Regions from separate parts of the Homo sapiens genome. Here regions 1 and 2 are each linked to region 3. A link is a contact called in ENCODE Hi-C or POLR2A ChIA-PET data. All regions are on one chromosome and are shown on one strand. The core of a region is the stretch at or near the end of the contact, and the rest is flanking DNA. Distances in the headings are between cores, read along the strand shown. Region 1 overlaps DDX10 (DEAD-box helicase 10). Region 2 holds the start of DDX10 (DEAD-box helicase 10). Region 3 overlaps DDX10 (DEAD-box helicase 10).

What was found. Hi-C counts contacts between places; a loop is a spot of excess contacts on that map. ChIA-PET counts read pairs that join two places held with the same protein, here RNA polymerase II (POLR2A). Pooled maps may share reads with other maps.
Region 1: a loop to region 3 is called in a pooled map, with 5 times the contacts of the local background. The contact joins two enhancer-like sites. A Hi-C loop is called at or near these places in 10 of 37 single-sample maps with no recorded cell type and 13 of 50 pooled maps. POLR2A ChIA-PET finds 5 or more read pairs at or near these places in 6 of 52 experiments (AG04450, OCI-LY7, Panc1 and 3 more).
Region 2: a map with no recorded cell type shows a loop between it and region 3 (9-fold over the local background). The contact joins the promoter of DDX10 here to the enhancer-like site in region 3. A Hi-C loop is called at or near these places in 1 of 168 maps with a recorded cell type or tissue (GM12878), 16 of 37 single-sample maps with no recorded cell type and 12 of 50 pooled maps. POLR2A ChIA-PET finds 5 or more read pairs at or near these places in 7 of 52 experiments (AG04450, GM12878, OCI-LY7 and 4 more).

The regions. Positions count from the first base shown.
Region 1 is chr11:108,853,088-108,855,940 of GRCh38, reverse strand. The region is part of intron 16 of DDX10 (DEAD-box helicase 10); the gene reads right to left. Among named protein-coding and RNA genes, the nearest start is that of DDX10, 190 kb to the right of the region's middle. Within about 2 kb of position 1,525, at least 6 of the 41 ENCODE cell types and tissues checked have a DNase peak (open chromatin) inside an H3K27ac peak, as active enhancers do.
Region 2 is chr11:108,663,688-108,666,474 of GRCh38, reverse strand. DDX10 (DEAD-box helicase 10) reads right to left here and starts at 1,406. Exons shown (of 18, transcript NM_004398.4): 1 at 1,136-1,406. The coding sequence starts at 1,321.
Region 3 is chr11:108,732,089-108,734,969 of GRCh38, reverse strand. All of the region lies in intron 13 of DDX10 (DEAD-box helicase 10), which reads right to left. All of the region lies in intron 2 of LOC124902750 (a long non-coding RNA gene), which reads left to right. Among named protein-coding and RNA genes, the nearest start is that of DDX10, 68 kb to the right of the region's middle. RefSeq lists an enhancer at 1,079-1,198. Within about 2 kb of position 1,434, at least 7 of the 41 ENCODE cell types and tissues checked have a DNase peak (open chromatin) inside an H3K27ac peak, as active enhancers do; they include GM12878 and endothelial cell of umbilical vein, where a contact is called at or near this core.

The sequences.
Region 1 (2,853 bases), core at 276-2,775, 120 kb before region 3:
CTCAAAATGTATGACATATTTTCCCCACACCTTAAAAATACGAACTATAATCATCATTTTTAATATAGTCAAAGCAACTTTTAACTATTTTAAGTGTTTGAGCTCTTTCCTACTCTTTGTTCCTTCATAGTCAGTGTTCAATTTCATCAGCCTCAGACTTTTGTTTAATAAATCATACTTTTGGCCAGTTGCAGTGGCTCACATCCATAATCCCAGCACTTTGGGAGGCCGAGGAGGGTGGATCACGGGGTCAGGAGATCAAGACCATCCTGGCTAATGCAGTGAAACTCTGTCTCTACTAAAAATACAAAAAATTAGCTGGGCGTGGTGGCACATGCGTGTAGTCCCAGCTACTCGGGAGGCTGAGGCAGGAGAATCGCTTGAACCTGGGAGGCGGAGGTTGCAGTGGGCCAAGATCGCGTCACTGCACTCCAGCCTCGGTGACAGAGCGAGACTCCATCTTAAAAAATAAATAAATAAATAAAAATCACACTTTCTTTTCAAAAGCAGCACAGTAGTGAGATATTGCTGAGGATCTATTTCCTCAAGTTTCAGCACTGTTGTTCCTTTTCCTTACATTTATACAAAATCATTCCAGCGACCAGGGATTCCTACTAGCACTTGTGACCCTCAAAGCAAAAGGAAATTTAGCTAGATAATGAGGTAAAGCTGTATTCCAGGATTATGTAACCTACCTGAACTCAAAAAGCAATGTGGTCTATTGATCATTGCTACAAGTATTTTTCTAGATCTTAGTTTAAAATCTGTAGGTCATAAGAATATACGACATCTTGTTAGCTAAAGTAAAAACAATTCTATTGTGCAATTCAAGTACTTCTCTGCTAAAGAAAGTTTTGATACCCAAAAGACCTATATTTCCCAAACCACTATTAGGTACCCAGCAAACCTTCGTAACAGTTTCAGCTTCGTATTTATCTTCCATTCCCAATTCTGCACATAATATAACTAGGCAGAACTTAGATCTATCTTTTAACAAAAAGTCATATCAGATTCCTGAGAGGTCCATTCCAACTTTAGTTTATCCTACTCACACTTTAAAGCAATTTTTCTTAGAAGTACTTTCAATATGCCAGAGAAGATTCATTTCTAAAATTGAAAATTCACATTATCATTAAGTTTTCTCTTTTCTGGGAAATAAAGATAATTCCATGAAACTTCATTCAAGCACTTTCCCCAAAATTAAAAAAAAAATACTGTGTCCTTTATATCCTTCCTTGTATAATAAAATGATGTTTGCTGCATGAAACACAAAACAAGGTAGAAAGACAGCTACGTGAGTCCTCCCTTTCTTACACTTTCAGTTTCTATGCAGTGATTGCTTAAAATAGCTATAAACAGCTATGACTACATTTCCTGGTAAATTAAGTCTGCAAGTACCACCTTCTTTGACCATTAAAATATCTTCTGGATAGCTTGTAGGTTCAGGGATCAAAGGGAAGCTCTACCTGGAATCTGACTAAAGTGATTCAGAAGGCAATATCCTAAGTAACACAATGATTAGGTTTACATAAGAGGATCAACGAGAAGACAAAGTTTACTCAAAAACTAAGTCACATCTGTCATTTAAAGCACATGCACTGAGAGAAACCTGATAATTTACATAATATTTCTCCTTACATATCACAGAAATTTGTGCCATCACCCCTTTACCAAGTGTTTCCAAATAATCTCTTCTGGGTCTGCTTCCAAAAGGTACCTCAAAAGCCATGAGAGCCTTCAACCCCTGTCACTTTCATTTGAAAGGAAGTTGGGTGCAAAAGGTTGGTTTGAGCTCATTCCTTGGGCTCTGTCAGTCAGCCTGAACCTGTCACTGCAGGCAGTCCTCAGTGTCTTGAGGAATGTTTGAGTCCTGGCTGCAGACCAGCCACTGATCCCTCTGGTAATATCACTCTTACAAAAGGGCTACCATCTCTGAGCACTCAGAAAAGGGCTGTGAAATGGAGGTAGCTAAACTATTCAGAGCAATAATAAAACACAGCCTCTGTCTATTTAAAGCTCCTGGCTGAGCTGCAAAGCCATGTCAGCTCTTCTTTCTGTTCTTAGTCCGATGCTTAGTGGTTACATAGAAATGAGACCTTCCCTTGACAAGAAAAATCTTCCTCCTTTTTTAGATGTCAGGAAACAAACACACAGGACAAACACAGAAGGGGAGTGGGAAATGGAAGGAAGAGTTTGGCATAAGGAGTTCACTTCAGAGATCAACCCCCAGTGAAAATGCCTGATTGTGACAACTTTATCATTTTTTCATTTCCCCAGCAGACACAGTATTAAAACCAAATATACACACCAATTTATGGGGGAATAAAAGAAGAGGTTTCCAGGAGGATAGCTCAAGGGTGATAGCAACTTCTTACAGCTTAAACCATTATGAAAAAAAAAAATCGAGCATACACCATCAATAAGTATAAAAAATAAACCATATTTAGTAATATATATACAAATATGCATGAATAAACACAAAGGAAATACAGTAACAGGGCTTTCTTTGGCTCTAGATTATATCTTTCATTTTACATTTATATATGCAGAAATGAGAGCTTCTTAGTGAAATAAAATGGGCTTATTTTATGCTGAACATGCAATATTCATAAATATCAAATGCTTTTATTAGATTTAAGATTTTCTTGTTAAATTTAAATCTTTCCCACTACAGCCTCTGAGATCTAGTGGTGGTTCTGCCATGGTGTTTCACGCCTGCACGTTAAAGCATATGCAGAAGCCTCCACCTTATTTAGCAGTCAGGCTGCACACACTGGAGCTCTCGTTTTTGGGCACCTTTGAAGACAGAGTGATATTTAATACTGCTTATATTTAATATAAGCAGTCTTTTCT
Region 2 (2,787 bases), core at 157-2,656, 68 kb after region 3:
GAGTCTCACTCATGTCACCCAGTCTGGAGTGCAATGGTGCGATCTGGGCTCACTGCAACCTCTGCCTCCCGGGTTCAAGCGATTCTCTTGCCTCAGCCTCCCGAGTAGCTGGGATTACAGGCACCCACCACTAGGCCCAGCTAATTTTTTTGTATTTTTAGTAGAGGCGGGGTTTCACCATGTTGGTCAGGCTGGTCTCGAACTCCTGACCTCAAGATCTCTGTTGTTTTAAGCCGCCAAGTTTGTGGTAATTTGTTACAATGGCAACCTTAGTTACAAGAATGTTCCATCTGTTAAATCCCTGATTGTACTGCACTAGAAGGGGGCTGAGAAGCTGAAAGATGTGGGTGAAGACCAACAAACATGGGATTTAGGGAAAGGGAAAAGAGGAATTGACAGACCTGTGGAGTCTGGAGGTTGGGGGAAGAAGTCAGGAGGTCAAAGTGATCATTACAGGTATACTCATCTGGGAACACCAGCTACAATGTGGGGATGATAGGTGACAGAAACAGACCAGCGGTCCAGCTTTTCTAGGCCAATTCTTGGATGGGGACATGAAGCCTGTGGAGAAAATGAGGTGGCCACAGGAAGGAGCATAGATGATGTTGAGGGATGCAGTCTGGCTTCATGGTTAAAAGCAAAGGCTTTGGGATTAGAAAGACATGGATCTAGCTTCCAATTCCACACCACCTACTAAGCGTGAAAGATTCGGACAAGTTTCATTCCTCTTAGAACCTCAATTATCTCATCTGTTAAATAGGATTATTAATATCCATACCTCAGATCAAGTCAAACAATTACTGTAAGCACATGGTGAGTGCTTAAAAATGTAGGTGTCATTATTACCACTATTGTCATCAGTATTATTAATATGAATATGACTGTAGCTATTACAGCATTAGTCTCCCTACCCTTAGGTACGGCCGCATTTCTATTATTTTTTTAGGAACAGTGTGGCAAGCAGAAGAGTGGCCAGAACGGTGCAGAGGTTTGAGCTGTGGCACCCGGCGTGACCTCTCATTCCCGGCCGGGTCCCGGTGACAGATCCGCCGCCTCCACTCTGCAACTCCTCGCCGCAGTGAGACGCTGCCCCGCTGCTGGCCGGCCCGAGCCCCCTCCCCAGCGCCGGCCTCACCTTTTCATAGTTCTGCATGAGGCGGCTGATACTCTCGCGCTCGACCTGCCATTCGGGTTTCTTCAGTTGCTTCCTCAACTGCTTCTTTTTGTTCTGCCTATGGCTGTGTTTTTTCTTCCAGCGATTGAAGCTCCGCACCGGGTCGGGTCGGGCTCCCGAACCCGGAGAGTTGGCCGTTTTGCCCATTGCGGCGGCGGCGGCGACAGCTCGGATCAACCCCAGACACGAGACACCTAAGGCCAGACTCACGGAACCAGCATGGGACAAACGCACAGAGGCGCATGCGCGAACTCAGAAGCCCGCCCCCGAGCTTTTGAAACCGGGGCACGCGCCAATGACGTCAGGAAAAGGAGGGCTGTGATTGGCGAATTGGCTCCTGCTGGGAGGGGCAGCCTGGGGAAACGGGGGCGCAGCACTCCACGGAAGGGGGCGAGCTGAGCCGAGCCGGGAGCACGCCGGCTCTTTAAAAAAAAACGCATGCGCACTGTTGTTGTTACTATGGTGACGTCATACACTGACCCTTTAAGGGCTATTAACACATTTGCTCCAGGTTCAACTTTGCTAAGCGTTCGTGAGTATGTGTGTAAACACATACAATCTGTGAATGAAAATTGTGACCCTCGTTTTGCACTTTTCGGGCCAACGAGCCAAAAGATTTGCCCAGAAGTAAACAGCTAGTTAGTGACTTCTGATTTCCATCCATGGTGGTTGTACTTCCTCAGGAATAAAAATGAATATTCTATATTCTTCTTATGCCCCTCTGGGTTTTCCTTTTCCTCTGGGCCCCTCAGACTCTAGCTGCAACAGCAAGGAAACTGGAACGGAATCAAATTGAATTTGCCTTAAAATGCTTTTATGGAGACAAAATGATAACTAAACGTAAGGAGGTAGGTAATAGAGGCCGGGCACGGTGGCTCACGCCTGTAATTCCAGCAATTTGGGAGGTCGAGGTGGGTGGATCACCTGAGGTCAGGAGGTCGAGACCAGCCTGGCCAATATGGTGATGCCCTGTCTCTGCTAAAAATACAAAAATTAGCCAGGCGTGGTGGTGCACACCTATAATCCTAGCTACTTGGGAGGCTGAGGCAGGAGAATCGCTTGAACCCCGGGGGCGGAGGTTATAGTGAGCCAAGATCGCCCCACTTCACCACAGCCTGGGTGAAAGAGTGAAACTCCGTCAAAAAAAAAAAAAAAAGGAGGTAATAGAAAAGTTATTGCAAGTTGGACATTTAAGTGAACTGGCTTTCAATGAATTGAATTTTTTGACACATTTACCTACAGCCTCCAGGAAAACACCGGATGTGGGTGGGAGAGCTTAGCTGTAGCAAAGGAGATTGGAAAATTGAGTTCAAAGTTCACAGGCAGAATTTTGGGCTCTCAAATTTCCTTTCCAACCCCACATATCCAGATCACTACTCTCAACTCTATGCCCATCCTCCAAACAAGACATGGCTTATTGGAAGGGAGTGAGGACAGGAGGTGAACAAGAGAATTTCCACACTCAGGAACACTAGATGTGGTAGACAGTAAAGCTCAATAAGGAGTGATTACATGAAAGTGTATATACATCCTCAAAAAATTAAAAATAGAACTCCACGTGAGCCAGCAATTTCACTTCTGGGTATGCATAGCCAAAATAATCGAAAGCAGGG
Region 3 (2,881 bases), core at 185-2,684:
CACTGCTTAGAGACTTAAAAAGTGGTCTTATGAACAGCATTTCTGGAAACTAATCTGCCATATTAGCAGTGTTGTACAATTATATTTGTTAGAGCCATATAAACAAGCACTTGTTTATGAATTTGAAAACTCCTTATTTCTAATCATATAACAAGTTCAAAGGGCAATTCACATGACCTTCAAGAACAGCCTGTCCTATTTCACATTTCTTTCATTACCTGTGTAACTACCTTAAAATAAAGATAAATACGGCCTGTAAAAGTAGCTGTTTAAACTTCAACCACAAAAGTAGATTTAAAAATTCAGTAGTTAGCAGATGTTATAAATATTGAATATTGTATAAAAGAAGGAGATAAAGGAAAACGACTCAATATTTGATATAATGATTCAGCATGTTACAGAATAAACATCATGCCAAAACCAGCTTTAAGCTTTCCACTGAAAATTTACATCCTCAGGAAGTCATCTGCATACCAAACTCAAATAGGAAAAAAAATACATAAAGCAACTCAATATATGCATCTAAGCTTCATGTTACACAATAACAACTCCTTTTGAATTGGAACAAAGCTTAGATTACAAAAAAAGAATTAAGCACAGGATGCCAAAAAACAGAAAAGACACCTATAAGACAAATGAGCATATATACCAAACTATTTCAGCTGGCAACATCTGAGATCATGCTACCATTGTTTCACTTCATGGTAGCAAAAATTCGGAGTACAGTAGTCTTGACTTTAGAGTTCTTCCTTCTGTTTAAGTCAACTGAACATTACATAAGGCCCCTGAACACAAATCACCAGGTATGGAAGAGATAAAAATTAAGAGACATGTGGCTACATTATGAAATGTCAAGAAAAAGAAAAAAATACTAGCAAAATAGACCATTGGAATCCAGAGGTCAGTGGGTTGAAGAAGTAAGGGATGGCTTCAAAGAAGAGACAAGATAAGCACTGCATCTTGAAAGATGTGAAATGCTGGAGTGGGAAGAAAATAATCCAGGAAGGAATCCTTCACTGTTTAAGTGGAAACTGGGAAGAATGGTCTCGCAGGACAATAGGATAGGGGCTAGCTTACAAAACCCAACTGCAAGGGTGAACTTAAGGGTAGCATGGAAGGTAAACCACTTGAAAAAAAATACTAATTTGACCAAGGTTCACAGGAAGATGACTCAGAAGAACAACGAGAACCAATTATGAAGCTTATCCCCCCGAGCCAAGAATGAGGTAATAAGAATCTGGGGGCAGAATGGCAGTGTAAGTGGGAAGTGAAAATGGAACACTAAAAGCCACCACTAAATGTAGAAATGACGGGAATCAAAGCAAGCACAATCATACCGAGGCAAGTCAGAGGGGCCTAAGTACAGACTCCAGTGCTAGCGCTTCACTAACTATGCAACATTAGGCAAGGAAGTAAGTGAACCTGTCAAAGCCTGTGTCTGAACTTGTAACATGACAACAACACTACACAAGGCTGTGGTAAGAATTTAAATAAGTGAGATATGATAGTCAAAGTGCATGGTAAGTTATAAAAAAATTGATAGATGTTAATCATTTTCCAGTACTTATTTTACAAATACTTAGTCCAAGTTCCTAAAAGTCACTAAGTACCTAACACAGTCCCTGGCATCCGTTAGGTAACTGCTGCTGAAAGGAGGGAAAAAGAGAGAAAGAGAAAAAGTGAAGAGACAAGAGGCAGAAACATCCTAGCTCCCACATAGGAGAATCTTGATTTGGAACTTGGAATCTTTTTATAAGAGTATACTTATAAGCTTCAAAGTTAGCTAATCTGTGTTTTAACACCAACAGTGAGTTCTTACAGTACTAAAAAAAGAAAAAGCTACTAAAAAAAAAAAAAAAAGTAGGACTAAATCAATGTAAACAGGATCTGGAATCAACTCTAAGGTACAATGAATAATCTATGGGTATCATTCAAATCTTAATTAAAACTGACCTATGTTTACTTTTAAGAAAGCTTTAAAAGGACATTTGTTGAGCTAAAATGGAATCTACCCAGTCTCATTTCTAAAAAGGTTTAAACTGAAAAAGAAAAGAAAGCATATGCTTAGAGATTTCATTCTCACATTTAAGGAAATAAGTGTTCCAAAAATAAATTTTAATTTAATCATTTTAATTGTATGTTCATGCTCTTATCTAACACTGTCTCCCTGGAGGTCAACTTTCTGAACACCCAACAAGACAATTAGCCAAAACAAGGTTCTTCCCTATGGTGGGAGGTCAACCAGCCATCTCTTACTGCCTTTGTGCCTGATCACTACACCTGCGCTCTCTCCTGCACATGTCTTATTGCTTCATCACTCGTGGCACTTCTCCACTGCTAAGAAAATCTTGTTGTCCTTCACTGCATCGATCTCGTCAAACAGAAAAGGATTGTGACAAGGCAGCATTCCAGAAGGCCTTGCTTGCACCTGGCACTCAGTACCTCTCGTCTCCATTTACGCCGAAGTCTAAAGGCAAACATTCATTTTATACTCCAAGTGTGCGCACACAATGAGTAGCCCAAAATTATTTACAATACTGTCAATTACACTGACATTACCCAATTACAGAAAGCAAACTACACACAAATAATGGTAGGCACGACAGCAGAGAAAGAAAATGTGACTTAGCATCACAAATAGGTTTAACTGCTAACTTCACCACTGTGACCTTGGACAAGTCACTTAAAAGCCTTCCTTTCCTCCTCCGAAATTTTAATAGCTACCTTTCTTGTCATAAGGAAAAATGAGAACTTATGCAGAAAGTGTTCAGTATATGGTAAAATGCCAAATAATTATGGTCTTAATTATAATGATATGATTATTAGACATATTCCATAAAATCTACAATCCAATGGGTTCCTACTGGCTCCAAGTTTCAAT